Regions from separate parts of the Mus musculus genome. Here regions 2, 3, 4, 5, 6 and 7 are each linked to region 1. Evidence: chromatin loops called from intact Hi-C (ENCODE). Cell type or tissue: heart. All regions are shown on one strand. Region 1 holds the start of Ercc6l2 (excision repair cross-complementing rodent repair deficiency, complementation group 6 like 2). Region 2 has its middle 25 kb from the start of Gm30709. Region 3 overlaps Fancc (Fanconi anemia, complementation group C). Region 4 has its middle 7.0 kb from the start of Ptch1. Region 5 holds the start of Fancc (Fanconi anemia, complementation group C). Region 6 has its middle 2.5 kb from the start of Zfp367. Region 7 overlaps 1700024I08Rik (RIKEN cDNA 1700024I08 gene).

Region 1 (4,000 bases):
CTGTATATCAGTAGTTTAAATATACTTAAACTATTCTAAATGTCTGATTCTTTATCTATTGGAATAATACATATTGAAACAATAGCTCTTCTAGTTAAGAAAAAATCTTAGACTAACACACAAAAGACAGTTAACAAGCATAAGCTGATTTTTTTTTGTTTGTTTTGTTTTGTTTTTTTGAGACAGTGTTTCTCAGTGTAGCCCTGGCTGTCCTGAACTCACCCTGTAGACCAGGCTGGCCTCGAACTCAGAAATCCGCCTGCCTCTGCCTTCCGAGTAATGAGATTAAAGTCGTGTGCCACCACGCCCGGCTATAAGCTGAATTTTTAAGTGAAAACAAATTATTGATCTAGTGAGATAGCCCCTAAAAAACTCATAGACATAAACATAATGGCAAAAGGTGCTTTGGAAGAAGAGAACAGAGTGCTATGGAAAAGAAGTATTGGGAGACACATTTCAGAAAAAATTTTCAGGTAGACCTGTATGTATGTGGAAAACACCAGGACATCTTTTATGGGCACCTTTGTACCTGAGTTTGGGTTATTTCTAGAACCAAATAGATAAAGTTGGAGTCAGGAATAATGATTCTGTTACTACAGAGATTGGAACTGCTGATCAAGGGAGGACTTTTCTCTGAAAGGTAGGACTGGGGGTATTGCTCCTAATGATTGGGATGCCTCTCTCAATTCCAAAGTGCCTTTTTTGTTTGCTTCCAACATAGGAAACATACTTCCTTCTTGGACACTCTTGAGTGATCTGTTCTTCCCATCAGCAATTTTCCCCCTAAAATACCAAAAGTGACTAAATCTTCTAATAGCATCAAGGAACAAACATAGCAGTCCCATCACTGTCACTTAGAAGATCCACCATTTGCCTTTAGCAGTCAGATTCATAAAGGCATTTCTATTTGTGGGCCCTTAATTATGACATGACCAATTTTTAGTCCTACGAGTTCAAGGTTTGTTGCTTACCCTGAAATTAGCATTGAGCACCTGCTTACTTTCATGAGATATCTTCCTCAAAGGAAGAGCAAGATTTACCCAATGATTCCTGGGCACAGAACACTCAGTTGTAAATCTGTTCTGTCAGGGCTTGAAGGTTGACTCCATCTGTAAGCCAACTTGCTGCTAATACTGCTGACCTGGATTCCAGCCTCTGAATTCATAAGGAGAACTGACTCACCCAAGCTATCCTCTGACTTTCACATGCCTGATGCACACATATACACAAAGTTTGTAATCTGTTATATCAATCAATTTTATTAATAAAAGCTAGAGGGCAAGTCTGCATCCCTGATGGCTTGTGAGATAACTGCACTTTCAAAAGCTCTTGGTGATCTACTAGAGGCAAAATTCTGCTTCAATACGCCATGTAAGTGAACTAAACTAAATAAATAGGCCTTTGATCATCTACCTAACAGATCCCTGCTATTGACTAATAACTGGCATATACAAAGACAAAAATGACATTTACTGAACGCCAAGGGTCAAAAGTGGAGTCACTTGCATCTCATCTCATCTAATAGTCACAAGAAGCAATAGTCCTCGTTTTACAGATGAGGAGTCTGTTCCCACTGCTCGGCGAGTAACTGTGAGGGACAGCACTAAATTCTTTCGTCCAGGCGGCTGAGTCGCAAAGCCGAGGACTTCCCGCGGGGCAAGAGTTCGAAACCCGCAGCTGTCAATCACAGGAAGCACGCGGGAGCCGCTTCCGGAAGTGCCCTGAAGACGTGTGCCTGCGCAGAGGCGCGAGCTCGGAGCTCATACCTTTGCGGGAGTCTGCGCGGGACTGCGGGGCGGAGATGTCCATCGGGCTAGGGGCAGGCACCCGGCAGCCCCGCCGCTCTCGGCGGCGAGGAGAGCACGGCACGTGGGCCGGCTGCCGGGCATCGCCCGCCCGGAGCGGGGGGCGCTATGTGGGGCCTGACGCGGCGGCGTCACCTCAGCGACCAGCCAACGCTCGCCAGAGCCCGTAAATCCCGCGAGAACGAGCGCCTCTGCGCTCCATCGCTCGCCTCCCTCCAGATATCGCGAGAAGATGGACTAGCCTTTCAGCGGGCGGAAGCGGCTTCCCTTCCAGACGAGGTCAGCCTCGCGCAGTTCGCGAACGTCCCAAATATCGCGAGATTTGGCATTAGTCGGCGACCTCGACCCTCTTCGCTGAGGGAGTCCACGACCTGAGGTGTGTGACATCCTCCCAGGGCGGAAAAAGACAGTGTGAGCCCTGCACAGACCATTGACACTGTGGTGGCCTTGTCGTCTAGGAGCTTCAGGAGGCGAGCCTTAAGAGGGCGTTTTCTTGGGTTTGCCTACTTTATCGTAACTCACTCGTGCACAAACAAGGCAACCCCTGGGGTTCGGTTTTCTTCGCCATCTGAGAAGAGCAGCGACTGTGCCTCGCCCTGAGAGAGAAGCACACACCACGCAGCCTGCTGCCTCCAGCACAGCGTTCTGCGCACGAGCTGAATGGATTTTGCCTGTCCCAACATCTCCTGAACAAGCTCGTGAAGCCAAATGTATTCTTCATGTCGAATTCTTGTGATTTTTTTTTTTTTTAGGCCACTGTGCCTGTGTACGGGTCTCGTAGAGCTAAAAATCCAGAAGTCAGAGAAATTGCATTCCTTCCTAGAAAGTGGAAGAATCTCCACTCCTTGGCTTGACCTCTTTCTTCAAAGCCAAGGATAGTGCATTTCCTGAGCCTTCCACAATGGGTTTGGGTTTTGGGGGGGTTTGTTTGTTTGTTTGTTTGTTTGTTTTGAGCTCACCAGAATAATCTTATTTTCAGGTGTACACTCATAACTACATCAGAAAAGGCCCCTTGACATGTAAGATAACATGTATGGGTTCCTGGATTTAGAGACACAAATTCCTCTTGGGGATCATTATCCTGCCTACTGGAGGATCTTATTTGTATATACTATATGCCTATTCAACAAAGAGATCTCCATTCTTTGCAGATACTACTAAGACTAGTAGACTATTTTCAAAGGAGTGCTATATTAAGAGTGTCACTTGTTTGCAAAGCAATAGGAAAAGCTTTATAAAGAGAAACATTTAGGAATATTGATTTAGCTAGTAACAACAGCCTGAATAAAGGGGAGTAACTGCAAAAAATAAAGAGTTAAATAAATTTTGGGGGGAGGCAGGGATTTTGAGACAGGCCTTCTCACTGCGTAGCCCTAGCTATCCTAGAACTCATTCTGTAGACCAGGCTGGCCTTTGCCTGTTGGTTTAAGATGTAAGGCCTTACTGAAACTACAAGTGATTTGATAAATCCAAAATAAACATTGAAATGAAAGAAATCACCTTGTTAAAGGAATATCCTTCTAGCTAACAAGACGACTCCTCACCTTTGAGTGTCTCTTATGTAACTGCATTGCCATGATTGTCCTGTTTAATGAAATGGGAACAGTCATAACATGAACATGTCTTAAAGGTTAAGCATCCTGCCCTTAGGGTAGCTTTTGTTCTTGTCGGTTGCCTGTCATCCTCTTGTGTGGATGCTGATGTTGTAAACCTCCAACACTAGGATGCCAGTTACTTCAAGGTGAAATTGTGATATATTTCTGAAGTCAGTATAAGTGTTGTTGGATTGACTATATTGCATGCAAAACCACTGACAATTGATAACACAGCAAACATTAAGACAATTTAGACTACAAAAATATAACTGTAGTATAGCATGTTTGATATGCATGAGACCCTAGGCTCAACATCTAGCACCCAATAACAGTCATGATAAGCATTTCAAAAGAATTTTACTTGGATGCCAAAGAGACTTTTAATATAATTAACCCTGCAATACTTTATTAAAATTGGTTTCTACTTATGTTCACAACATAAAAGGCAAATATATATTATGTGATAAATCTTTAAAATAATGGATTTATTGAGTTCGAGGCCAGCCTAATCTACAAATTGAGTTCCAGGACAACAGCCAGGGCTATACAGAGAAACCCTGTCTCGAAAATGCCAAAAAAAAAAAAAGGATTTATCAAAAA
Region 2 (4,000 bases), 160 kb after region 1:
TACAATAAGCCAGGTATGATGCTGTACATCATGATCCCAAACTTGGAGATGTGGAAACAAGTGGATCTTGGGCGTTACTGATCAGCCAGTCTAACCAAAACGGAGAGTTCCAATAAGAGAGCCTGTCTCAAAGACACCAAAGTAACCTTTGACCTCCACACATGCAACACACCCACTCACACAGGTGTACACAGTTAAACACACACACCAAGAGTGTAGGCATTGATGAATTACAAAGGACTAAATACTTCAGCAGGAAATATAGTTGGGGCTGATTTCAAGGGCAAAGAAGACAATAGGAAACTGACAGATGCCACAGTGCTAAGAATCCTGAGTCCAGCAGGATCAGGGACCATAAAGGCTAAGTGGCTTCACCCTAAGCATTGGTGTGTCCATTGGACCAGATGCCCTCTCCTGAGCATCCTTTAGCTTCTGAGGGTAACATTTCCCAGAGCTATGTACAATCAGAGTAAATAGAAATGGTGGCTGGCACTCATAAACAGCAGTATAACAATGCCTTAGCGTAAAACACAAGGGTAATAGTCTTTCAGAGTTAATACATTTTTAAATAAAAATAAAATACTTAAAAATAAAGAGTAAGGTATGGTTGTTGCAGATAATTTGAATATTAATGAAATCATAAACTAAAAGTTTAAATTATATCTTAATCTGATCTCCTGGATTGCTGTGCTGCTGGGTTTACTAATTTGGCACGCTCCCTTCCAGGTGTTTTGGTTTGTTTGTTTGTTTGCTTATTCGTGCCTGTGTCTTTGCCATTTATACCAATGTGTATTTTCCTGGCCTAGAGAGATGGGTCAGGGGTTAGGAGCACGTGCTGCTCTTGCAAGACCTGGGTTCCATTCCCAGCACCCACACGGTGCTCATGGTCATCTGTAACCCCAGTTCCTGGGGATCCAACACCCTTTTCTGGTCTCTATGAGCACTGCCCACATGTGGCATACCCACAGACATAAATAAAAGAGAATTATACATCTTTAAAAAAAAAAAGATGGAAGGTAAGAAGTGAAACCATGAAGTTGTCCTCCACACAAGTGCCTTGGCATGTGCCTCACACTCATAATGACAATAAATAAATATATTTTTAAAGCTGTTTTTCCTGCAATCAAGGAGTTTATCATTTTGAAAATAGATGATGAGAATATTTGTAGCTTATGCTACAAGGTGAGTTGAAATAAGCACAATCTAAGAAGAAAAAAAAACCTTACCGTGTGCTGGGAATGAGCAGGGTTCAGGGCTCCTCCTTTCTTTGAATTTCCTTGCCAACGTGTGCCAAGATTCCTCTCCTTTCCAGGGTAAGAGTTGGCAAAGAGATGCTCTTTACAGAAAAAGGGGAGCCCTCCCCTACTAGGGGACATGCAGAAAAGGTGGAGAAATGAAAGATTGCCTTATCTTGTCTCACCTGGGATAATCAATGCTGTATTGGCATTGGGAATTGGAAACAAATTCTAGAAAAATCTCTCCCAAGTTTCCACAAGGTGATCCAATTAAGATATGACTGGCAGCCATGAAAAACTTTGGTGCTGCCAAACCACAGAGAAATTCTAGACACAGAAACACAAGAAATATCTTGCTGGATAACCAAATATTTTTTAAAAGGGCCATATAGTATAGGCTAAAACTTTCAAGACAAGGTTGACTATTTTTCTTGCCCTGAAGCCAAAGATAACCTAAAACAAGGGAAACACTCGCTATCCCACGAAAGCCAGACAAGCAAACAGAAATTTGCAATGAATCTTTCTTAGCCTCCACAAAAGCCAAGATGAAAATCCATCTTCAGCACATTGAAATGAAATCTCTTAGGTCAACTAACAAGGCCCGCCCTGCAGGGGTGCTGACTGCAGACCAGACAAGCTTGCAGCTCCTACAACCTGGGCCTCCATCTGCCTTTGTAAAGCACTTTGTGAAAGCGACCGCAGATGTTCAGTATCTCTAAAAGCTTCCAGCTTCTAGAAGAATCAGCTCCTCTAGGAGCAGCTATCGGCCTGTCCATGGAGGCAGCGAGGGATCCTTCAAGTGGACGATTCTACGTGGCAAGCACAGCACCATGGAAGTCAGAGAAGAGAGAGTAGTGAAGTTCTAGCCACAAGCTTCTTTTTCATTTTTATTTGTCTGTCTGTCTGTCTGTCTGTCAGTCAGTCAGTCAGTCAGTCAGTCAGTCTGTTTTTGAGGTAGGATATCATGTAGCTCAGACTGTCCTTGAACTCTTTATGTAGCCAAGGATGATCTTGAATATCCTGGTAGTCCTTCTGCTAGAATTACAGGCATATATTACCATGAACAGGTTATACACTGCTGGGAATCAAACCTAAGTCCTTGTGCTTGCTAGGCAAGCACTTCACTAACTGATCTACATCCTCCTCCCCTCCCCCCCAAAGAACACCCACCTTAAATGAAGCCCTTAAAAAGTCAGTCTTCAGGTCTAGAAAGATGGCTCAATGGTTAAAACCACTGGCTGCCATTTCAGAGGATCTATGTTCAGTTGGAAGCACCTACATTATTCATTGATTTATAAAAGTTCTTTATGTAAGAACTGTATCAGAAATAAATGTTGCTGTATTTTCTCTCAGTGTATAGCTTGTTTTTTTATTTTTCTTGATTTTTTTTAAGGCCCAAGACTGAAACTTTCATGGTTTCTAGCTTACACACACCATTTAATGATTTTTTTTTTTTTCCTGTACCCTCTCCAACACATTCCTGCCTTCCCAAAGCTCAGGGACATGTTCCCCAGGTGTCCTTCTGATAGGTTTTTATTATTATGCATATCACACTGATTTGAATTGTTTCGTGTACAGTATGAAGTAGAGTTGAAACTTTATCCTCACACATGGATTGTGAATGTGTGACTGGCCCACCGGCCCTGCACCTCCACAGAAGAGATTTTCCTTTTCCTGTTACATTGCTTTGACTCTCTTATATGCATTTACCTCATGATACATATGTGGCTTCAGATCTGGACAGTCCATCCTGGACTATGGACACATATGACCTCATACCAATGCTACATCAACCTTGACAGTCCTGAGCCAGGTGACTTTGCTTTTTGTATTGTTTTGGTTTCAGCATTATTTAGAATTCTTCTTTTTTCCCAAATAAGCGTAAACCTGTTTCTGTGTGAATTCCTTTCACACTAGGCAACGGGCAAGTTTTACCATGAGAAACAGGAGAGAAACTTTAAGTTCATGGTGTCCTGAGAGTAGTGGCTTTAAGGAAGAGACACCACCGCCAGGCATGGTGACACATACCTAAAATCCCAGCACTTGAGATGTGGCAACAAAAAAGATCAGGAGTTCAAGGCCATCTTCAACTACATAGCAAGTCTGAGGGAAGCGGGGCTGCTAGAGACCCCGTCACTAAAATAAAGTACAACTAAAAATTTAAAAAGGGAGAGTTATATCAGAAAAGTTGTGTCTCTGTCTCCCCTGTCTCCCTCCACTCCCCCACACCAAGCAGACAGCCATAAGCAAGCCAAGGTACGAGCCCTCACCCAGGAGCAGAATCAACTACTTGACCTTGAACTTGCCAGCCGCCTTAGAACCATGAAGAATAGCTGCTGTTGTTTAAGCCCCATGCCTGGTCCATCTGTGCTGTGTGCTTGTGGCAGAACCCAGGCATGAAAAGGAAATTATCATGGACCTTAAAGATGACAATTTAATTTGATTCAGGGGCCGTTAGAACTCACCGATGGCAGATTAATCACAAACATCTATCTCCATTGCTTCTTAAAATCCTACAAAACAGCAGCAAAGGAAAAGGATTAAAGTCATAAACCCTCAGAAGTTGGAAGTGGGGATTCATCCATCACTTTCTGGAAGGTAGAAGCCAGGTGGACACGATGGCCACCCTATACCTAGCAGAGACAGGCAATACAGGCAGAACCTTCCTGAGCCTAGAAATATAAAAAACACAAGCAACAGCTCCCATACAAATGTGAGGCTGATGGGACCCATGGGACACTGGATGGCCTTTCCAGCTATCACAG
Region 3 (4,000 bases), 390 kb after region 1:
AGTTCAAAGCCAGCCTGGTCTACAGAGTGAGTTCCAGGACAGCCAGGGTTATACAGAGAAACCCTGTCTTGGAAAAACCAAAAAAAAAAAAAAAAGATTATGGAGAGAAATTATTTTATCAGTAAGTATATTTTTAAAATTTCAAAATAAGCTGGGACTGGACAGATGGCTCAGCAGTTATGAGCACTGGCTGCTCTTCCACGGGTCATGAGTTCAATTTCCAGCAACCACATGGTGGCTCACAACCATCTGTAATGGAATCTGATGCCCTCTTCTGGTGTGTCTGAAGACAACAGTGTACTCATATACATAAAATAAATAAATCTTAAAAAAATCAAAATAGCAAAAACTCTTTGAAGTTAAACATTAAGAAAATGTTAATTTCAAGCACAGTGAAAAAATTATCAATATTATTTCCATGATGTTTGTGGAACATGATTTTAATATTTTCAACTGTTGATATTCAACAAACAGAATAGTTATTTTAAGATATACTTTGTTAGCCGGGTGTGGTGGTGCACGCCTTTAATCCCAGCACTCGGGAGGCAAAGGCAGGCGGATTTCTGAGTTCGAGGCCAGCATGGTCTACAAAGTGAGTTCCAGGACAGCCAGGGCTATACAGAGAAACCCTGTCTTGAAAAACAAAAAACAAACAAAAGATATACTTTGTTGTTATGTCTCCCTTTTTATTTCTGATTTTGTTAATTTGGATACTGTCTTTGTGCCCTCTGGTTAGTCTGGCTAAAGGTTTATCTATCTTTTTAATTTCCTCAAAGAACCAGCTCCTGGTTTGGTTGATTCTTTGTATAGTTCTTTTTGTTTCTATTTGGTTTGATTATTTCCTGGTCTACTCCTCTTGGGTGTATTTGCTTCTTTTTGTTCTAGAGCTTTCAGGTGTGCTGTCAAGCTGCTAGTGTAAGCTCTCTCTAGTTTCTTTTTGGAGGCACTCAGAGCTATGAGTTTTCCCTCTTACCACTAATTTCATTGTGTCCCGTAAATTTTGGTATGATGTGTCTTCATTTTCATTAAATTCTAAAAAGCCTTTACATTTTTTCTTTATTTCTTCCTTGACTAAGTTATCATTAAGTAGAGAGTTGTTCAGCTTCCATGTGTATGTATGCTTTCTGTTGTTTTTGTTGGTTTTAAGACCAGCCTTAGTCCATGGTGATCTGATAGGGTGCATGGGATTATTTCAGTTTTCTTGTATCTGTTGAGGCCTGTTTTGTGATGAATTATATGGTCAGTTTTAGAGAAGGTACCGTGAGGTGCTGAGAAGAAGGTATATTCTTTTGATTTAGGATGAAATGTTCTGTAAATATCTGTTAGGTCCATTTGGTTCATAACTTCTGTTAGTTTCACTGTGTCTGTGTTTAGTTTCTGTTTCCATGATCTGTCCATTGATGAGAGTGGGGTGTTGATGTCTCCCATTATTATTGTATGAGATACAATGTGTGCTTTGAGCTTTAGTAAAGTCTCTTTTATGAATATGGTTGGCTTTGCATTTGGAGCATAGGTGTTCAGAATTGAGAGTTCATCTTGGTAGATTTTTTCCTTTGACCAGTGTGAAGTGTCCTTCCTTATCTTTTTTGATAACTTTTGGTTGAGAGTTGATTTTATTCAATATTAAAATGTTTACTCCAGCTTCTTTCTTGGGACCATTTGCTTGGAAAATTGTTTTCCAACCTTTTACTCTGAGGTAGTGTCTGCCTTGGTCACTGAGTAGTTTCCTGTGTGCAGCAAAATGCTGGGTCCTGTTTACATATCCAGTCTTTAGTCTATGTCTTTTGGGGGGAATTGAATCCATTGATGTTAAGAGATATTAAGGAAAAGTGATTGTTACTTCCTGTTATTTTTTGTTGTTAGAGATGGAATTATATTTGTGTGGCTATTTTCTTTTGGGTTTGTTGAAGATTACTTTCATGCTTTTTCCAGGGTGTAGTTTCCCTCCTTGTGTTGGTGTTTTCCATCTATTATCCTTTTTTTTTTCCGAGACAAAGTTTCTCTGTATATCCCTGGCTGTCCTGAACTCACTCTGTAGACCAGGCTGGCCTAGAACTCAGAAATTCGCCTACCTCTGCCTCCCAAGTGCTGGGATTAAAGGCGTGCGCCACCATCTATTATCCTTTCAGGGCTGGATTTATGGAAAGATATTGTGTAAATTTAGTTTTGTCATGGAATATCTTGTTTTCTCCATCTGTGGTAATTGAGAGTTTTGCTGGGTATAGTAGCCTGGACTGGCATTTGTGTTCTCTTAGGATCTGTGTGACATCTGCCCAGGATCTTCTGGCTTTCATAGTCTCTGTTGAGAAGTCTGGTGTAATTCTGATAGATATGCCTTTATATGTTATTTGACCTTTTCCCCTTACTGCTTTTAATATTCTTTGTTTAGTGCATTTGGTGTTTTGACTATTATGTGACGGGAGGAATTTTGTTTCTGGTCCAGTCCATTTGGAGTTCTGTAGGCTTCTTATATGTTCATTGGAGTCTCTTCCTTTAGGTTAGGAAAGTTTTCTTCTATAATTTTGTTGAAGATATTTACTGGCCCTTTGATTTGAAAATCTTTGCTCTCTTCTATACCTATTATCCTTAGATTTGGTCTTCTCATTGTGTTCTTGATTTCCTGGATGTTTTGGGTTTAGGAGCTTTTTGCTTTTTGCATTTCTTTAACTGTTGTGCCAATGTTTTCTATGGTATGTTCTGCACCTGAGATTCATTCTCTCTTCTATCTCTTGTATTCTTTTGGTGATGCTTGCGAAAGATCCTGGCAGAATGTAAAAGGACACAGAAGCCCTGAAATTGGCAAGATAGACGTCAGTGTTAGCAGAACTAGCTTCACTGATTTAGAAAAATAGAGGTGCACAATGCTCTGGCCACTCCTTGAACCTGTGTGTCTGCCAATGTCTGACCAGGTGTGTGCCCATTGCTGCACCTTCATTAGACTCTTTCCTTGTACCCCTCCCATACCCATTTCTTGAGAATAGTCATTGTTTAGATCTGGAAATCCCCTACTCTCCCCCTTCTCCTTTCCCCTCTGAGGGCCTATAAAAACTGGGACCTCTTTCCCCACGAGGTCGACTCCTCTACCCCATGCGTGGGATATGAGTCGTCCCCAGAGCTCTGGCTTTCCCTGAATAAAGCCTCATGTGGTTTGCAACAAGCTCGGTCTGTCGTGAGTTCTTGGGTGTCCGCTATTGTCCTGAGGCCTGAGCGAGGGGCTCCTCTTGGAGTCTTTCACTTGCATCGATGACTCTTAATCTTTTCCTAGGTTTTCTAACTCCAGGGTTGTCTCCTTTTGAGATTTCTTTATTGTTTCTATTTTCATTTTTAGATCTTGGATGGTTTTATTCATTTCCTTCACCTGTTTGATTGTGTTTTCCTGTAATTCTTTAAGGGATTTTTGTGTTTCCTCTTTAAGGACGTCTAGCTGTTTACCCGTGTTCTTCTGTAGTTCTTTAAGGGAGTTATTTATGTCCTTCTTAAAGTCCTCTATCACCATCATGAGAAGTGATTTTAGATCCGAATCTTGCTTTTCCGGTGTGCTGGGGTATCCAGGACTTGCTATGGTGGGCAAATTGGATTCTGATGATGCCAAGTAACCCTGGTTTCTGTTGCTTATGTTCTACGCTTGCCTCTCGCCATCTAATTATCTCTAGTGCTACCTATCCTCGATATATCTGACTGGAGCCTGTCCTTCCTGTGATCCTGGTTGTGTCAGAACTCTCAGAGTTCAGCTGTCTCTGTGATCCTGTGATTCTGGGATCCTGTGATCCAGAGATCGTGGGTGTGTCAGAGTTCCTTGGAGTCAAGCTGCCTCTGGGCCCCTGAGAACCTGGTGTGACCAAGCTCCTGGGATCCTGTACACCTGTGATCCTGGGTGTGTTAGAGCACCTGGGAGTGGAGCTTACTCTGAGTGTTGTGGGACTGGCTGCAGAGTTAGAGCTCAAGGTCTGCTCAGGGCACCGGCCCAGACTGGAAGGAACCTGTGCCACTGGTTGGGTGG
Region 4 (4,000 bases), 240 kb after region 1:
AAATATCATCTCGTGGGGAGGGATAAATGGTAACTCCCAGGATTATTATTATTTAATAATTTGTGGGCTTGGGCATGTCCCCACACACATCTAATCAGTCAGCTCGAATGAAGAGCCCACAGGCTGGTTTTGGGGGCTGGGGTGTGGCTAAATGGTGGAGGTTTGCCTAACTAACATACAAAGGTTGGCCAGGTGGCTCTGCTGGAAGACCAGCTAGTGAATTCTTGATAAGTTGTCACCTTGACCCCTTACCTTCCCTTGATCTCCTTGCCTTCCCATCTATAGTTCATCTTTACAAACGCTATCTTCCAGCTGTGTGTGAAACACAGTGTACTGAGTAGTTTAATAGATACATGCTGCTCTAACCTGAACCGGCCCTTGTAATTCAAGGGGAGAGGCCCAGCACGACCCACCAGCACCTCCATCCCAAACCAATCACCGGAGGTTGCCTGGTACAGGAAGGCAGCGTGGGTGGGATCATTTGGGTGGTATCCCCCAAAAACCACAGTAATTGGAGGGGAAAGGAAGCAAATATCAATTATGATCCCTCAGCCAGTTTCCCAGTTTGGATTCCAAGGAGCCCCGCCTTCGTGTCTTCAGAAGTAGTGGCTTCCCTGGACAGACAACAACAACAATAACAACAAAACAACAACAACAACAAAACAACAAAATCCCCACTCCCAAACCCAGTACTCAAATAGGTCTATCCAAGGAACCCTCTATGATGATAAGCCCACGACCCTGCTGTGGGCCTGGAGTTTATTAGCTGGACCACTGATAGCCTCTTCTGGCAATGTGAGCTGGGGAAGAGTAAGGTGCTGTCTTTTGGAAGCCCTAGGGGCGCCCCCACCTCCTTTGAAGCTGTGGAAGATGCTAAAATGCACTTCCTCGCTCGCTCAGCACATCCTCCTCCCCAAACCAGGATTCTGGAACCACCGCCAAAAGGAAGGCAGCTACTCTGAGAGGGGAGCGCCTGCTGGCGACCGAGAGGGCCCCAGGGACCCCCCGCACTGCAGCCGCGGGGGGCGCTCAGGGGGCGGCCAGAGCTCGCTAGGGCTCGCCAGGCCGGGCGCCTCCCAGGACGGCTGGGAGGGCAGCCTGTTTACCCAGGAGGGCTGCGCTGATAGCACGTTCCTCCAGTTTACTTTGCCTTCCTTGGGTTTATTGTAAAGGGGTAAAGTTTTCGGATCCGTCACGTGACCCTGACAGGTCCTGCCTATGGCGCGGCAGACCACCCACGCCGAGGGCCATGGACCTGCTTAATAGAAACAGGCTTGTAATTGTGAGTCCGCGCCGCACTCCGCCGAAAGCCTGCGGCGGCCCCGCGCGCCGGGGTTTTTACACTTTCCGTTCCTTTTGTAAAGACGGAGGAGGAGGAGAAGACGAAGACGAAGACGGGGGGGGGGGGAAAAGAGAAGGCGACAGGGCAGACAAAGAGACCCGCGGCGACAGGGCCTGGGGGAGAAGAAGAGAGACAGGGAGAAGAGAGAGCCACGCAGCACCAGCCAAGGGGGGCCCCGGGAAATTAATAAAAGGAATTGATGTGAACCTCACGGTCAGCGTCCGCGCCATCGGCAGCTGCGCTCCGGCCAGGGGCTGAGGCCGGCTATGGTGAGTGCGCCGTGTCTCCGGGGACGCCCCTCGCCTAGCCCCGACCCAACACCCGGGCTGGTGAGAAGGGCGGGCGGCGGGGTGGATGCGGCTCCGGGGTGCAGAATAGGGGGCCGTGATAACACGCTCGCTTGTAGCTCGCACGCCGGGACCCCTGCCCCCAAGCCGACTCGGCAGGGAGGAAAGCCGGCTGCGGCGCGCTGGGGGAACAGCTCCGGGGGGGATTTCCCACGGAGGGGGTCGCCTGGGATTCCATTTGCACGCTTGAAAGGGTCGCCACCTTGGCTTCCGCTCTTTGAGCCGGGTGGTGGCTACTGCCTGGCGGGCACAGGCAGCGCGGTTGATGGAAAGGCTAGTGGCGAGAATGACAGCGCCGGGGGGAGGGCAGGGGCTGCTCAAGGGTACGCGCGCGCGCCGCAGACGCTTTTCTGGGCGCAGGGGACGCCAGCTGGAGGGGACCCACGCACCCACACACAGAGCTGGCAGCGGCATGCGCAGACACCTGGCTGAACGCAACACCTAGATTGGAGAGATGCGCCTTCTCAAAGGCGCGGACTCCTCCCTGCTGCGGTTGGTAGGGAGAAAAGAGGCCAAGGGCGCTTTGAGTTCACCGCCCGGCTTGGGTAGAGGAGAGGGGTGTGTGCTGACTCTTGCGCCTACGGAATCGGGCACTCTGGTGCCTGCCACCCATTAAAGAGGTGGGCGGGTGGAGCAATGCCCAGAGCGCTGTGTGCGGCCTCAGGGGAACCTCGAAGTGGGTCTCACTGACCCAGACCCTCATGGAATGAGTTGGTCCCAACTCAGGGACCCCCCTGTTCCCAAATACTGCTTTCGGTGACACGTGGTATGTCTGTCTTCATGTATGGAAGTCCACGTTTAAAATGCCTAATGTGTTTCTGATGTATTTGTCACATAAGAACCACCACAAGGAGTTTTGTCGGGGAATGACACCAGAGACTCGAGTTGTCTTAGACCAGGGTGAGACGATCTTTCCTTTTTATCCTTCCTCTCTTGGCACTAGGCAGAAATAATGACGACCCTTACTGGGTGCCTCTAAATAGTTAATAATTGGACTACTGAGGTCTTGTGGGTGCCTCTAAATAGTTAATAATTGGACCACTGAGGTCTTGTACTACAATAGTCATTTTTCATCCTTCTGTGTGTGTTCAGATTTTTTTTCTTCTTCTTCTTGGCTCCAGTACTTCAACATGCAATTAGTTGCCTCCACAGAGCAAGACAATGCTTTTTGGTGTCATCCTTTGTTACTGTAACTTATTATTTCTGGGTGGTTCTTCAGAATACATTGTTGCCTCAGGTGCATTGTGTCCTGTGTTGTAAAACAAGGGCCCTTCCATTGTGAATGTGTGTGTTCCAGTTGTCACCCAGAGTCCTTCTACCAGGCAATAAAATGCCTTTGAATCCATGGTCTTTTAAAATTAAAATGTTGAACTAAGGTGACACCAATAGACTTTGCCATCTTAATACACCAATTCTCATTTTGAGCATTGGCCTTATTTTTAAACTCATTGTGCAAAGTGTATTTAATTTCTGGTTATAGATTTTTGTCATAATCTGACAAGCTGTTTGAACAGGAGTTAGCACCATTTGGAACTGTTTTGTGAAAAGAGACTGTTTAACAGATTGCTTTGGATTGTCTACAGATAAGGAATTTGTAAGATAAATATGGATTAAAATGCCCACCTTCCCTGTTCTGCCTCCGCCCCATACACATACCTTTTATTTTCTACAGCCTTTGCCACAGTGTATAATGCCCCATTGAGATGTGTAGGCGTGATGTGTAAACCGGATTAGGAGTATGAAAGAAAGACACACAATGAGCTGGAATTGTTTTACTTCCCTTTCATTTCTCATGCCTATATCTCTAATAAATTTGCTCCAGCAGTGGGTCAAAGGGATCATGTTGCTCAGATTCTTTTTCACCCAGGACCAAAGACAGGGAAAGACAGGGAACATTGAAATGCACTGTGTGTGGGGTTTTTTTGTTGTTGTTGTTTTTGTTTTTTGCCAGAGTCAGAGCAGGGTACAGATATAATAGACACAGAGAGGTATGGAAGGGAAAAATGCCTGGGATCTGAGTGTCTCAAGAACACATCTCTATCCATTAAGAGTGGGACAATGTAGCGAAGGAGATATTTAGAGAAGAGGGGCGGGGACTGGGTATAGGGGTCCATATTGATCTTTCTGACAAGTTCATTGAGGGCTCTGCAGTTTGATGACATTCTTAGCAAAAGAATATCAGTAGCTTTTGGTACTGCAAAAAGCTAATTCTTCAAGAATTTAAACCTGCAGAGATTGACTCAGGCATTTCTGGGACCTTCTGCAGGGCACCTCCTCTTGGCTGCCCTCCCCACCCCCAGCTCACTGTAAG
Region 5 (4,000 bases), 380 kb after region 1:
TGCAGTTAAGTTCGTTTTGGGAAAACATTCAGTGATTTAAGGGTCAATCTGAAACTGACACAGGAATAGGATGGAATTCACTTTTTTTTTCTGACTTAATGGTTGCCAGGATTAATCAAGTCACAAATGTGAATAATTTCTTCCTTTTTCAACTGGAATTTTTAAGTGCTTATTCTTAGAAATTCTTTAATATTAATTTCATGCTAAGTGAATCATTATTAAATACTTATGAGGAAAACTATTTTTAAGCCATGTGCTCATTTGAAACTGTAACTTATTACTTTCTGCAGGCAATAAAAACGTGCTAAATTAGTTACAACACACCAGGATTGGGATGTACGCTCTAAATAAGAATGCATGCGTTTACTGACCTAAATAAAACTGGGCTAAAATTGGTTGCACATTCTCCTAAAAGAGTATACATGTCATTCATTGCTCAATGGGGGAAAACCACAGATTTTTGTTTTCTGGAATCTTGTTAGAGATTCCACAAGGCTAGGGTTGTTCCTCTGATCTTCAGCCTTCACATGTTTTTAGTAAGGAGATAGGTTACCTGTCTTTATAATTTCAGGCCCCAATAGCCCCACCAATTTTAAAATGTCATTTGCTGTTCTTGGCTATTCTCATGTAACAACCATGTACTCACTGATGGTCTCTGCAGGAAAAGCAACTATACATTAGCCCGAGGATGGTTCCTTTCTCTAGACCAAGCTTAAGGCAAAGGACAAGAATCTTCATTAATTACGGAAATCTGACTTTATTACAGTGCTTCATCTTAGTCCTGTGACAAGTCACAGGGGCTTAAAATAATGTTCATTTTGACAAAATAAAAACTTATTTTTCTTTCCTGTTTAGCCAAAGCAGGTAGCTTGTGTGATTACTGGCATCTAGGTACTAAAACAAAGCTAGAAGGTTGAGCTTTCCTTCCTCCAAAGTAGGAAGGGTTTTCTAAACTTCTCCTAAAACAGGTTCTTGTGAGGAGAGTCATGGTGCTTTCCCTATGGCTGGCTTTCATTGGACAGCTAACTTACAAAGTAGGACTGGCCAGACTCCTAACACCCAGAGACACAAAGAGTTGTCTGACTCCAGGTAGCTTTTTTTCATATATATATATATATATGTGTGTGTGTGTGTGTGTGTGTGTGTATACACAAATATGAGTACCAAAATGGTTACTTTCACTCTAAAAGACAAGAAACAAACCTAGTTCCACATTGTTTTTGCTGGTAAATACAAAGACTAACAAACAAAAATCTTAAAATTTGTCACTATATGGCTTTTTCAGGGCTAAGGTGTCATTCACACTTGTCTCACTAAACGTGCTATTTTTTTTTGACTAAAATGACATATTAAAAGGCTTGATGCCACTTGATCCCATAAAGCAGGGCATGTTACTTTGGGATCAGGTTCCCCTGGGGTCTCCCTTTAAATTTTGATGTTGTTATTTTGTGTGTGTGGATATTATGACTTATTAATGTTTGTGCAGTGTGGTGCCGAAGGAGGCCAGAAGAGGGCATCAGATCCCTTGGACAGGGGTTACTAATAATTGTGAGCTGCCATGTGGATGCTGTGACTCAAACTCAGGTTCTCTGGAAGAGCAGCCAGTGCTCTTAATGGCTAAGCTATCTGTTACACCGCTCCCTTAATTAAAGCATACAGGTAATCTAATTCAGCAGTTGTTTTTCTACAACCCAATGTCTTTCGGCTAGTCTTTATTCTTCTCTTTCAAATTCAATTTACAATAAACAGAAAGATCGTGGATTAAAGGAGTGTGCTAGGGCTAAGCCACACGTGTAGAGATAGTTTTTTCTAGTATACAACCTCGGGATTCACAGTATGATCAAATATCCTGCAACAGAGTATTTAAATAAGAGCTATTTATTACAGGCATATATTCCTCCCTACATGTTATTTTTAAGGCACTAAGTTGTGGTCTTATTACAACGAATGGTTCTTAGGCACTAATTAAAAAAAAAAATTTAAGCCGGGCGTGGTGGCACACGCCTTTAATCCCAGCACTCGGGAGGCAGAGGCAGAGGCAGAGGCAGGCAGATTTCTGAGTTGGAGGCCAGCCTGGTCTACAAAGTGAGTTCCAGGACAGCCAGGGCTATACAGAGAAACCCTGTCTCGAAACAAACAAACAAACCAAAAAAATCTAAAAGTTTAAGGTTATCCTGACTCTTCCCCAATTCAAACATCTGTAAATAACCATGCAGATCTAAATTTGAAAATCTTTAAGAAAGGGCTGGCAAGATGGCTCGCTCATCAGGTAAAAGCTCCTACCACCAAGTTGAAGACTGGGTACCTGCATTAGTGAGAGAACTGATTCCCACAAACTGACCTCTAGGTTCACCTGGCATGCACACAAATGTAATGTTAAAAATTCAAGAATAAAAGATAAGCCATGTCTCACTTGACAAGAAGTTTCCACTTATGTGGCGTAAATGCAACTTTGAACCGATTTGAACCTGAACTAAGCAGTACATGGGCCTGACTAGGGATTGGAGCGATCACTAACCACAGACAAAACTCGTTTGTGGTTGGGCCCAGCAGGCTTGAACCCTATGTGGAGTTTGACCTATCTGGCAACTCCCGTCTCTCAAGAACCACATTCCAGGGCTCTCTCTTCTCTAAAGCCCTCACTCGGCGCCGCGAGTTAGCTATAGCCCGTAGTCGCCCACTTCCTCCAGGAGAGATTCAGATCTTCCCATCATGCCGCGGGAGCGCGCTGGGCCCCAGAGTGCACTGCGCGTGCGTGCGAGCGCGCGCGCAGCCCCACTCCCTTGCGGCCGCGGGAAAATTCCAAACACGTCAAAACAAAAAAAGTTCCGTGAGGCTGTGCCAAGTTTTCAAGCCGCAGAAGCCGGGCGGTGGCTTCTTTTCCGCCGCGGCCCAGTCTGCTGAGGCAGCTCTGGGTGAGGACCACCCGGGAAGACCGCCGTTTCCTGCTAGGGCAGAGAAGACTCGCGAGAACGTGCGCCCGAGTCTCAACGTGGGCGAGCCGCGCTCCCGCGGCGCGGTGGAGCTGAGGCAGGACGGTGAGAAGCTACGGTGGGCGGGTGCGAGCCGCGGGAGGGCGGGGCGGGATGTGGGGGGTTGGGGGGGGGGGAAGATATAGCCCGGCAGGAGGCGGGGCCTGGCGGGAGGCGGGGCTAGAGCCAGGTGGGAGGTGAGGCCGACGGTGAGGGGCGTGGCTAATCGGGGAGTTGAACCCAGCTTGGCAGTGGCCGACAGACGCGGTGGGCGTGACCACACGGAAACTGATCTCGGCGGGAGCCCGCACGACTTAGAGGGGCCGCTCCACAAGGGAGAGGAGCCGGAGGGGGGCTGCGCCATCGCAGATGAGCCCGGCGGGGCGGGACCGACAGTGAGGGGTGGGGTCTAAGGCCCAAGGTGAAGCTTGGTGAGCTTGGCTCGCGGCGATGGTAGAGAGGCATCTGTCCTTTACCCTTCGTCCCCATTTATTTTTATTTTTATTGTTTTAAGCAAATCCTCTCCCTCTGGTTTCAACGTAGCCGCAGGTACTTTTGGAAGGACTGGGGCAAAGGTGAAGCTTATTGCTCGCCATCCATTAGAGCAGCTCTGCTCAGGGTCTCAAGATCGCCCTCCCACAGCTGCTTGAGTGACAGGCCCAGAGGCCCATTCAAGGCCTGAGAGTGTTTAATGCTTGTGTCTTGCTGTCTTGCTGCCTTACTGGAACAGTTTTTAGGTGCTTGGGCTTGGAGGGGGTGCTGGATGAAAATCTTGGAACAGGCCAATGATATTGAAGACCTCTGTGTGCCTGGACTTTTCCTCTAGTATGAGATGATTCGAAAAATCCCATCCCTCATTAAATTAATCTAAGCGGGTGTGACCGACGTGAGATACCTATTTGTGGATGGCCCTCGCCTTTAGGGTGCTTCCAAATGGCAGATTTAACGCTCACAATTGAACAACTGGCGGTTATGTGTGTGTATGTAGAGGCCAGAGGTGGTGTCAGGAGTGCCCCATCTTTCCCTCC
Region 6 (4,000 bases), 340 kb before region 1:
GTTCCAGAGAATCTGGCATCTTCACACAGTCATACATGCAGGCAAAACATCAATGTACATACACATCTTTAAAAAGTCACTTCTTGATCAAAGGAGCTTGCCTTTTACTATAATGTTGTGATATGAACAATAGTCAAGATTCCTCCCTGTTATTGTGCTAAAACACTCTGATCAAAAAACAATTTAGGGGAGCCAGGCGTGGTGGCACACACCTTTAATCCCAGCACTCAGGAGGCAGAGGCAGGTGGATTTCTGAGTTTGAGGCCAGCCTGGTCTACAAAGTGAGTTCCAGGACAGCCAGAGCTATACAGAGAAACCCTGTCTCGAAAAACAAAACAAACAACTTAGGGGAGAAAAAGGTTTCTATCATCTTATACTCCCAGGTCATAGTTTATCATTGAGAGAACCTGGGCATGAATTCAAAGCAAGAACCTGAAGGAAGGATCCATGGAGGAATGGTGCTTGCTGGCTTACTCATAGACTGATATTTTGCTAACCTTCTTATACAATCCAGGAACACCTCCCCCAGGGAATTGTGCTTCTGATCTGTTAACAGACAATCTACCACAGAATTGCCTCAGGCAAACTGGTCTGGACACTCTCAATTGAGACTCCCTTCTCATGTGCATCTAGGCTGTGTCAAGTTGATAGTTAAAGCTAATTAAGACAGATAGCATTGGTTCTATTCTCTCCTTTCTTCCACTTGTCCTTTCTCTGTCCTTTGCTTTGAAACTGTGACCTCTCAGATCATCCCAGAAAACAAAGTAACAAAGTTAGCCTGTAACTCTTTTGCTGGATGCTTCTTTAGTTATATTAGACCAGGCTATAAAATCAGGGCTTGTGAGTTGTTCTTCATAGATTCTTGGCTAATGTTGGTAATAGTCTGTCTAGACATAAGGTAGTTATTTCATTTCTGTAGGTATAAGTATATAAAGCATCATGTGCCTCATTCTTCTTAATTTCCATGTTCCATTTTCTAGACACCTCACAGATAGTACTTTGTTAGCCTTTATTAAATGATGCCTCTTAATATCACCAACATGAACTGTTGATTACAAGAACTGTGTAGTGTTTCAAAGCAGAAGGTTAATATTTGTTGTAAATTAGAAAATTACTTTAAAATAGGTTCTTTAATCCAGGGATTTTATTAGAATCTGTTAAGGATCAGATAAAATTGCTCGGGATTAATGAAAACAAGAGGGATGTTTGTATACTGGGAACTCAATGAATGTAAGTTGTATATATTTATGTGTATATGCTGGTGTCCCAGAGTTCAGAGGAGGATGTCAGTTTCTCTGAAACTGGAGTTTCAGGCAGTTATGAGCTACCAGACATGCATGCTGGGAATCAAACCAAAGCCCTTTGCAAGAGCAGCAAATGTTGCTGAGCAATTTCTCCAGCCCTTCAGCTTCCATTTTCAAAGCTGCTTCATGTACATTTTTAGATGTGACACTAAATCTCTCTATATATTTTAAAGATATATTTATTTATTTTAGGTATATGAGTACACTGTAGCTGTCTTCAGACACACCAGAAGAGGGATTCCATTACAGATGGTTGTGAGCCACCATGTACTTGCTGGGAATTGAACTCAGGACCTCTGGAAGAACAGTCAGTGCTCTTAACCACTGAGTCATCTCTCCAGCCCTCTCTATACTTTTTAAATTGTTTTGTGTCTCACACAGGATAAAAAATTTTGCTTTGATAGCAATAGTCATGCTTCTTGACTCTATTCAAGTTCTACATGTTCAAGTTGAAAGCCCCCTTTTACTTTCTTTTTAAGGCTTTAGGATACATTGTAAAAGATTTGACAGACTTTTATCAAGCTTTTTTTCCGTAGCTTTTTTTCATGCTGAGGATTGAGCCCAAAGCCTTACAACACATGCCTAGGTGTACCAATAAGCCACACCCCCAAGGGACTACATTTTGAACACTGAAATAGTATAGCTGGTTTTTTGCTTGCTGAGTTTTAGCTTTTGGAGACTGTTTCTCTGTGTAGCTGTAGCCCTGGGTGGCCTCAAACTCTGAGGTCCGCCTGCCTTTGACACCTGCTGGGAGTAAAGGCATGCACTAGCACCCTGTCTTTTTAGTCTCAGCAGGAGACCACTGCTCGTCTGTGACGGGTTTTAGTGTCTTCAGAGTTAGTGTACATCCTTAGGCTGTTAATTATATCTAGGACAGAACATAGACATCAGGAATATACGCACACATTGCATATAGCCCCCTGGTGGCATCAAAGTGGAGCAAGAAGCAGCTCAGAGTGACTTCAGTTCTCCCAGAATCAAACTCACCACATTCCTGGCATGTTTTTCATTCTCTTGTGGCTGGAAGCAAGTGGAGTTGCCAGGTTACCCTTCATCAAGGGTAATTTTTAGAAACCTTGTCAGTGTTCTGCTTTCTGGGTGATTCATCTTGCACTTGAGCAGGTTAGTGTTGAATAGTAATTATTGGCCAGTGTTTAACCTGTGGGCCTCTTGCCCAGCCCTTCATTCAAGTGTTCCTGATAGCTATATCTTTTTTTTTTATTTTTTAAACTTTCACTATCAACTATGAAACAAAGTATTTTAGTGGATTTGAAACAATGTAGTAAGGTTTCTGTTGTCGTTTACAATATTATCCCATTGTGGGAAACAAAAGCTGAACTTTCCGTTTCCAGATTGACTATTAAAATCAGACTGTATTTCCCGTCCCGCCCCCCACCCCCCCATACAGTAGATACAAGCTGTGGTACCCAGCCAGCCTCCAGAAAAGAAATCCAATTTAAAATGTTAAATGTATATGAGTGTTTGGCTTCCTTGAATGTGTATCATGTGCATGCATTGTCAGAGGAAGCTACAAGAGGGAAGCAGATCACCTGGGACTGAAGTCACATACTGCCACCACTGGGAGCTTGGAACCCAAGTCTCCTGGAGGAGCAGCAAGTCCTCTTAACCATGGAGCCATTTCTCTGGCTGCTTTGTTCTTTTTTTTTTTTTTTTTTTTTAAAGATACTTTTACTTGTCCCACTTCAAAGATACAAATTACTCAATGTATCTTCTTGAAACATTTCACTTCAGTTCACAAGTTACTTTCTCTCCATAAAGTCAAATTTGACTTCGGTATCTTGCTAGGTATAGTTTATTTACCCAAAATAAAGATGTGGCTAAAAATAAGGTCACACTATTGGCTGCTTTGATTTGTTAATTTAGGCAGTTTTCTCTAAAACAACACTCTGGTGCCTAAATTAATTTAGGCATAGCTTTGTATTTGATGGAGTTTAGTTACCGGTTCTATCGCTTAACCACTGGATACTCATTCAGATATAAAAATCTTTATGGAGTCTCTACTAGGAACAGGCTGCCTGGGAAACGCAGCAAGCAAATGAGCTCCAGTTGCCAGTTCTATCCTTTAGCCTCTAAAGAGATTTTTAAAAAATCTTTGAACTGCTACCACCATCAGACTGCCTGGGAAACACTGCAAGCAAGTACGACCGGGAGCTGACTACTGTGCGAATGGTTGCTCATGCGTCCCACCGCGGTCCCGAGCCTGGCAGCAAGAACCAATAGTCCGGGAACCGTAGCAGGGCTGGTCACGGGACTCACATTAAGAACCCATGCCCTTAGGCAGGAGTGGTGACTCACGTCTTTAGTCCCAGTACTGGGTGTGTGTGTGTATGGAGGGGGGGGGGCGAATGGGATCTCTGACTTCGAGGCCCTCCTGGTCCCTACATAGGGAGTTACAGGGCAGCCAGGACTCTATAGAGACCCTGTCTCAAAACAAAAACAAGCCGGGCGGTGGTGGCTCATGCCTTTAATCCCAGCACTTGGGAGGCAAAGGCAGGTGGATTTCTGAGTTCGAGGCCAGCTTGGTCTACAAAGTGAGTTCCAGGGCAGCTAGGGCTATGCAGAGAAACCCTGTCTCGAAAAACAAAACAAAACCAACAACAACCCCCCAACGCCCAAAAAGAAGTGGTGCTTTGCTGGCGCCTTGAGCAGCCGTGGGTGGGGTGGGGTGGGACGGG
Region 7 (4,000 bases), 120 kb after region 1:
CTGATGTGGACTTGTCTTAGTCAGGGTTACTATTGCTGTGATGGACCACCATGACCAATGAAACGTGGGGGGAAAGGGTTTATTCAGTCTATACTCCTGCATCACTCATCATCATCAAAGGAAGTCAGGACAGGAACTCAAATAGGCCAAGAACCTGGAGGCAGACGCAGACGGAGGTCATGGAGGGGTGCTGCTTACTGGCTTGTTCATAGTAGCTTGCTCAGTCTGCTTTCTTATAGCACCAAAGACACCAACCCAAGGGTGGCCCCACCCACAATGGGCTAGGCTCTCCCCCATTAATCACTAATTAAGAAATGCCCCACAGGCTTGCCTACAGCCTGATCTTATGGAGGCATTTTCTTAATTGATGTTTCTTCCTCTCAGATGACTTTGGCTTGTGTCCAGTTGACCTAAAACTATCTAACACAGGACTATTGCATAGCTATTAACTCCTCTGGTATAGGACATGCTAAGTGAGATAACATTTAGGGTGCGTTGCTAGACCAATGCACCCAATTCTGAAGCAAATTTTCAGAATCTCACAGGGCCCCGCCCATAGATGAGAAGCTGCTAAAGAAAAGTCTTCTCCGGACTGAGCTCCCTGATTGGAGGTCATCCAATCCCAAGGAGTCGGTCCTAAATACAGGTACACATGTGCAACTGTAAAAGGACTCCGCAAGTTATTTACACACTTATTTATTTATACATTTATATATACACAAGGGAGTAATAATAACAGAAAGACGACATCATGAATTTGAGAGGGAATAGGGGGCACAGGAAGAGCCAGAATGCAGAGGAAAGGAAGGGAATGATGTAAATATAGTATTTGTGTAATGAAATTCTTACAATTAAATTTAAGCTTTAAAAAATGTGAGGTCCAACTGATAGGAAAAAAAAGGAGAAATTTGAGAAGAATTGAGCAAAGGGAGCAAAGGAGTAGGGAGAAGAGGGAGGAGGGGGGGAGGAGAAGAGGGAGGAGGGGGGAGGAGGGGGAGGAGAAGAGGGAGGAGGGGGGAGGAGAAGAGGGAGGAGGGAGAGGAGAAGAGGGAGGAGGGGGGAGGAGAAGAGGGAGGGGGGGAGGAGAAAAGGGAGGGGGAAGAAGAAGAGGGAGGGGGGGGAGGAGAAGAGGGAGGGGGGAGATGAGAAGGGAAAATAGAGGAGCCAATCTGGGCTGCTGCAAGAGAGCTGGACTTTGGCAATTCTCTATCTTGAGATCTTAAACTCTTTAAAGAGAGCTGATCCTCTAGCACTTTACCCTCGAATCCCTGACACAACGGTGTTGACAGCACCTGGGAGATGTAGACAGACTCTCAGGCCTATTCCAATCCACTGGGTCATAGTCAGCACAGATACCTCTGACACTCTCTCTCTCTCTCTCTCTCTCTCTTTATCTCTCTCTCTCTCTCTTTATCTCTCTCTCTCTCTTTATCTCTCTCTCTCTCTCTTTATCTCTCTCTCTCTCTTTCTCTCTCTCTCTCTCTCTCTCTCTCTCTCTCTCTCTGTGTGTGTGTGTGTGTGTGTGTGTGTGTGTGTGTGGTGTTTTATAAGCTCTGCCTGGCATGTTGTCCAAAGACGTGGCCAACACTTCTAGGATTATGCAATATATTCTGAACCTGTCTCCTGTCTCTCTCTAGTGACCCCTAGTGGGAAAGCAAAACAGCACCAAACTCCATAGAGGGACAACAAAGTCTGATCCCCACACTAAACCAACCAACAACTCCCCATCCTTTGGTCAGTTGAATCCATACAGGTCCCAAGTGCTTGGGAGATTAGACTCGTAGTACTCATCTTTCTCTGGAGATGCTGTTAGGATTCAAAGACAACATTCCCGAATGGAGCTATTCCACACACAGCTTACTTGGCATCTCTCAGAGACACATCCAAGATGACCTATTAGTCATACTGTCAAGTTGCCCTTCATAGTCCACCTCTTGGATGATCCCTTGGTATGAAGACTGTTGTTTTAAGTTGTTTCTTTAGAGGAAAATCAGTGTTCCAATTTATACTGTGGTTTGAGTTTTGTGAGGAAATAGAAAAGCTCAGATGGTACTCTACAAGGGAAAGAATTCTATAAGCATTGCCCTTGTTGTAGGACTTCTTGGAGTTTGTGAAATTAAGGTGCTTTGTGGATCTCTCAAGTTGGTCTCATGGTGCATCTGCACACACACTTACACAGAGGCACACACCCTCACACACACATGTAGATCCTCAGCTCTGGGAAGCATTTCACTTCAGCCATTGTCCTCAGAGAAGTGTCCACATCCTCTGGTTCTTCGTTCTCAGGCTGTTGCTTTAGAGATGCGATAGTGTTTTGGTTTTGGTTTTCTGTTGTTTGCTTGGTTGGTTGGGTTTTGTTCTTCTTGTTGTTGTTGCTGCTGAGGTGGTAGTGATAATGGTGAGATAAGATGTTGCTATATAGCCCAGTTAGCCTCATACTCTTCATCCTCCTGTCTCAACCTCCAAATGTCGTTTCTTGGCACTCTGTTGCTCTTTGAAAGTATCTGCTGAAGCTGGAGTTGCCTCTCACTCTTACCAACCTTGATCATAGCCAGTGATTCAGCTGCCATTCTGTACTCTATAAATTAATGCAAAAGAGTAATACAAAATCTAATAAAAACTAATAAAAATTAATAAAGTATAATAAAAATTAATACAAAATCAATTAATATAATAATTAAGTGTTATGGATTAATACAATAAGGGGTGGAGATAAGGAATAAAAGAAGAGGAAAATTAAGAGAAAAGAGAGAGAATGAGATGAGAATTTTGCATGGTTTGGAAGCTGGGGCTTGAAAATAGAGAGCCAAACAGAGGGCTGGAAATCTAACTCCCTTGGAAAGGTGCTTGTCTAGCATGCATAAGGTCCTAAATTCAATTCCCAGTGCTACACAAACTGGGCATGGTGGCGCATATCTAGGATCCCAGCACCTAAGAGGTAGAGACAGAATGATTGGAAGTTTAGGGTACCCTTAGCTACTGAGTAGAGACCCCCATCTTCCCTGACACTCCATCTCAAATGTGAGCTTATGTGAACTGGACAGAACACAGCAGTCCTCTCACAGAAACAGACAAACAAAACAAACGCCCCTACCCCACCCCAACCCCACCCCCACCCCCAGGCACAAAGCACCTGCCTTTCAGATCATGGAAGGCTACAGTCATGCCAATACCCAGCTCTTACAGCTAATTCTAACATGGACACACTTAGGAGAGTAGGGCAAATGTCATTGATAGTAGACTACTCCACCCCTATACCAGGGCACTGTGAACTCGCAAAGGTGGTAGTTTCAGAGAGCCAAGAACCCACAAACTAATACCAACTTTTCTACCTTCCCAAGGCAAGAGCACCAGGGTACCCAGGCAACATTCCCTGCAAACTCTGCCTCACTCAACTGCACCAGGAATGCCGGTGACTTATCTACATGTTCCATTTTCATTTTTAGGCTCTTGCTTCTCTGGCACCACTCACAACCATGTATCAGAGTCTGGTAATATTTCAAATCCACTGAGTCTGCCGCTTGGCCTATGGTGGCACAGTTCATCGTGCAGTAGAAGGTTCTCTCACTTCTTGTTGGCCAGGAAGTAAAGGAGAGAGAAAAAAGGGCTAGGGTCCCTACATCTCCTTCAGGGGCACATCCCCAGGGAGTTGATTTCCTCCCACTAGGCTCTGCCTTCTGAATGTTGTGCTGCCTCCAAACAGTGCTCCAGAGTTGTGACCAAACACTTAACATGTGATCCAAACACACCAGGGACCACCTGGCTTTCTTCCCATCTTTCCCTTTGGCTTTGAACCTCTTGCAGATATTGTCATTAGATTCTGCTTTCTTCCATAGTTCCAGATTTACTTCATTTTATACCCTTACTTTTACATTTGTGTGTGTGTGTGTGTGTGTGTGTGTGTGTGTGTGTGTGTGTGTGTGCAAGTACCTGCAAAGGCCAGAAAAAAATCCCCTGGAGCTAAAGTTGCAGGCAGTTGAGAACCTACCAGTGTGTGTGT

Evidence for each region. Peaks named below come from ENCODE experiments on the same cell type or tissue, not always from the same donor. Only the 100,000 strongest peaks of a DNase experiment are listed, where the experiment ranks them.
Region 2: it touches region 1 in a loop (2.4-fold over the local background); 5 of 42 quality-filtered maps call a loop at or near these places.
Region 3: it touches region 1 in a loop (2.1-fold over the local background); 10 of 42 quality-filtered maps call a loop at or near these places.
Region 4: a loop joins it to region 1, with 5 times the contacts of the local background. A loop is called at or near these places in 20 of 42 quality-filtered maps.
Region 5: a loop joins it to region 1, with 3 times the contacts of the local background. A loop is called at or near these places in 10 of 42 quality-filtered maps.
Region 6: it touches region 1 in a loop (2.4-fold over the local background); 4 of 42 quality-filtered maps call a loop at or near these places.
Region 7: it touches region 1 in a loop (2.3-fold over the local background); 5 of 42 quality-filtered maps call a loop at or near these places.

Annotation. Positions count from the first base shown.
Region 1 is chr13:63,813,284-63,817,283 of GRCm38, reverse strand. Ercc6l2 (excision repair cross-complementing rodent repair deficiency, complementation group 6 like 2) reads right to left here and starts at 2,044. Exons shown (of 19, transcript NM_001013608.3): 1 at 1,767-2,044. The coding sequence starts at 1,809. In heart, a CTCF peak has its summit at 1,894; a DNase peak (open chromatin) is centred at 2,043; H3K4me3 peaks cover 2,142 bases; H3K27ac peaks cover 1,587 bases.
Region 2 is chr13:63,650,299-63,654,298 of GRCm38, reverse strand. No RefSeq gene overlaps it. Among named protein-coding and RNA genes, the nearest start is that of Gm30709, 25 kb to the right of the region's middle. In heart, no CTCF peak of the experiment used is centred here; no DNase peak of the experiment used is centred here.
Region 3 is chr13:63,423,178-63,427,177 of GRCm38, reverse strand. All of the region lies in intron 1 of Fancc (Fanconi anemia, complementation group C), which reads left to right. Among named protein-coding and RNA genes, the nearest start is that of Fancc, 6.6 kb to the left of the region's middle. In heart, no CTCF peak of the experiment used is centred here; no DNase peak of the experiment used is centred here.
Region 4 is chr13:63,570,703-63,574,702 of GRCm38, reverse strand. It overlaps a transcript of Ptch1 not described here. Among named protein-coding and RNA genes, the nearest start is that of Ptch1, 7.0 kb to the right of the region's middle. In heart, a CTCF peak has its summit at 997; DNase peaks (open chromatin) are centred at 1,102, 1,992 and 2,062; H3K4me3 peaks cover 2,974 bases; H3K27ac peaks cover 1,845 bases; H3K27me3 peaks cover 2,913 bases.
Region 5 is chr13:63,430,488-63,434,487 of GRCm38, reverse strand. It overlaps Fancc (Fanconi anemia, complementation group C), which reads left to right and starts at 2,743. Exons shown (of 15, transcript NM_007985.3): 1 at 2,743-3,038. In heart, a CTCF peak has its summit at 1,503 (motif pointing right); a DNase peak (open chromatin) is centred at 2,767; H3K4me3 peaks cover 1,848 bases; H3K27ac peaks cover 1,950 bases.
Region 6 is chr13:64,153,702-64,157,701 of GRCm38, reverse strand. No RefSeq gene overlaps it. Among named protein-coding and RNA genes, the nearest start is that of Zfp367, 2.5 kb to the right of the region's middle. In heart, a CTCF peak has its summit at 2,243 (motif pointing left); a DNase peak (open chromatin) is centred at 3,671; H3K4me3 peaks cover 830 bases; H3K27ac peaks cover 2,264 bases.
Region 7 is chr13:63,694,244-63,698,243 of GRCm38, reverse strand. The region is part of intron 4 of 1700024I08Rik (RIKEN cDNA 1700024I08 gene); the gene reads left to right. Among named protein-coding and RNA genes, the nearest start is that of 1700024I08Rik, 38 kb to the left of the region's middle. In heart, a CTCF peak has its summit at 1,653 (motif pointing left); no DNase peak of the experiment used is centred here; H3K27ac peaks cover 13 bases.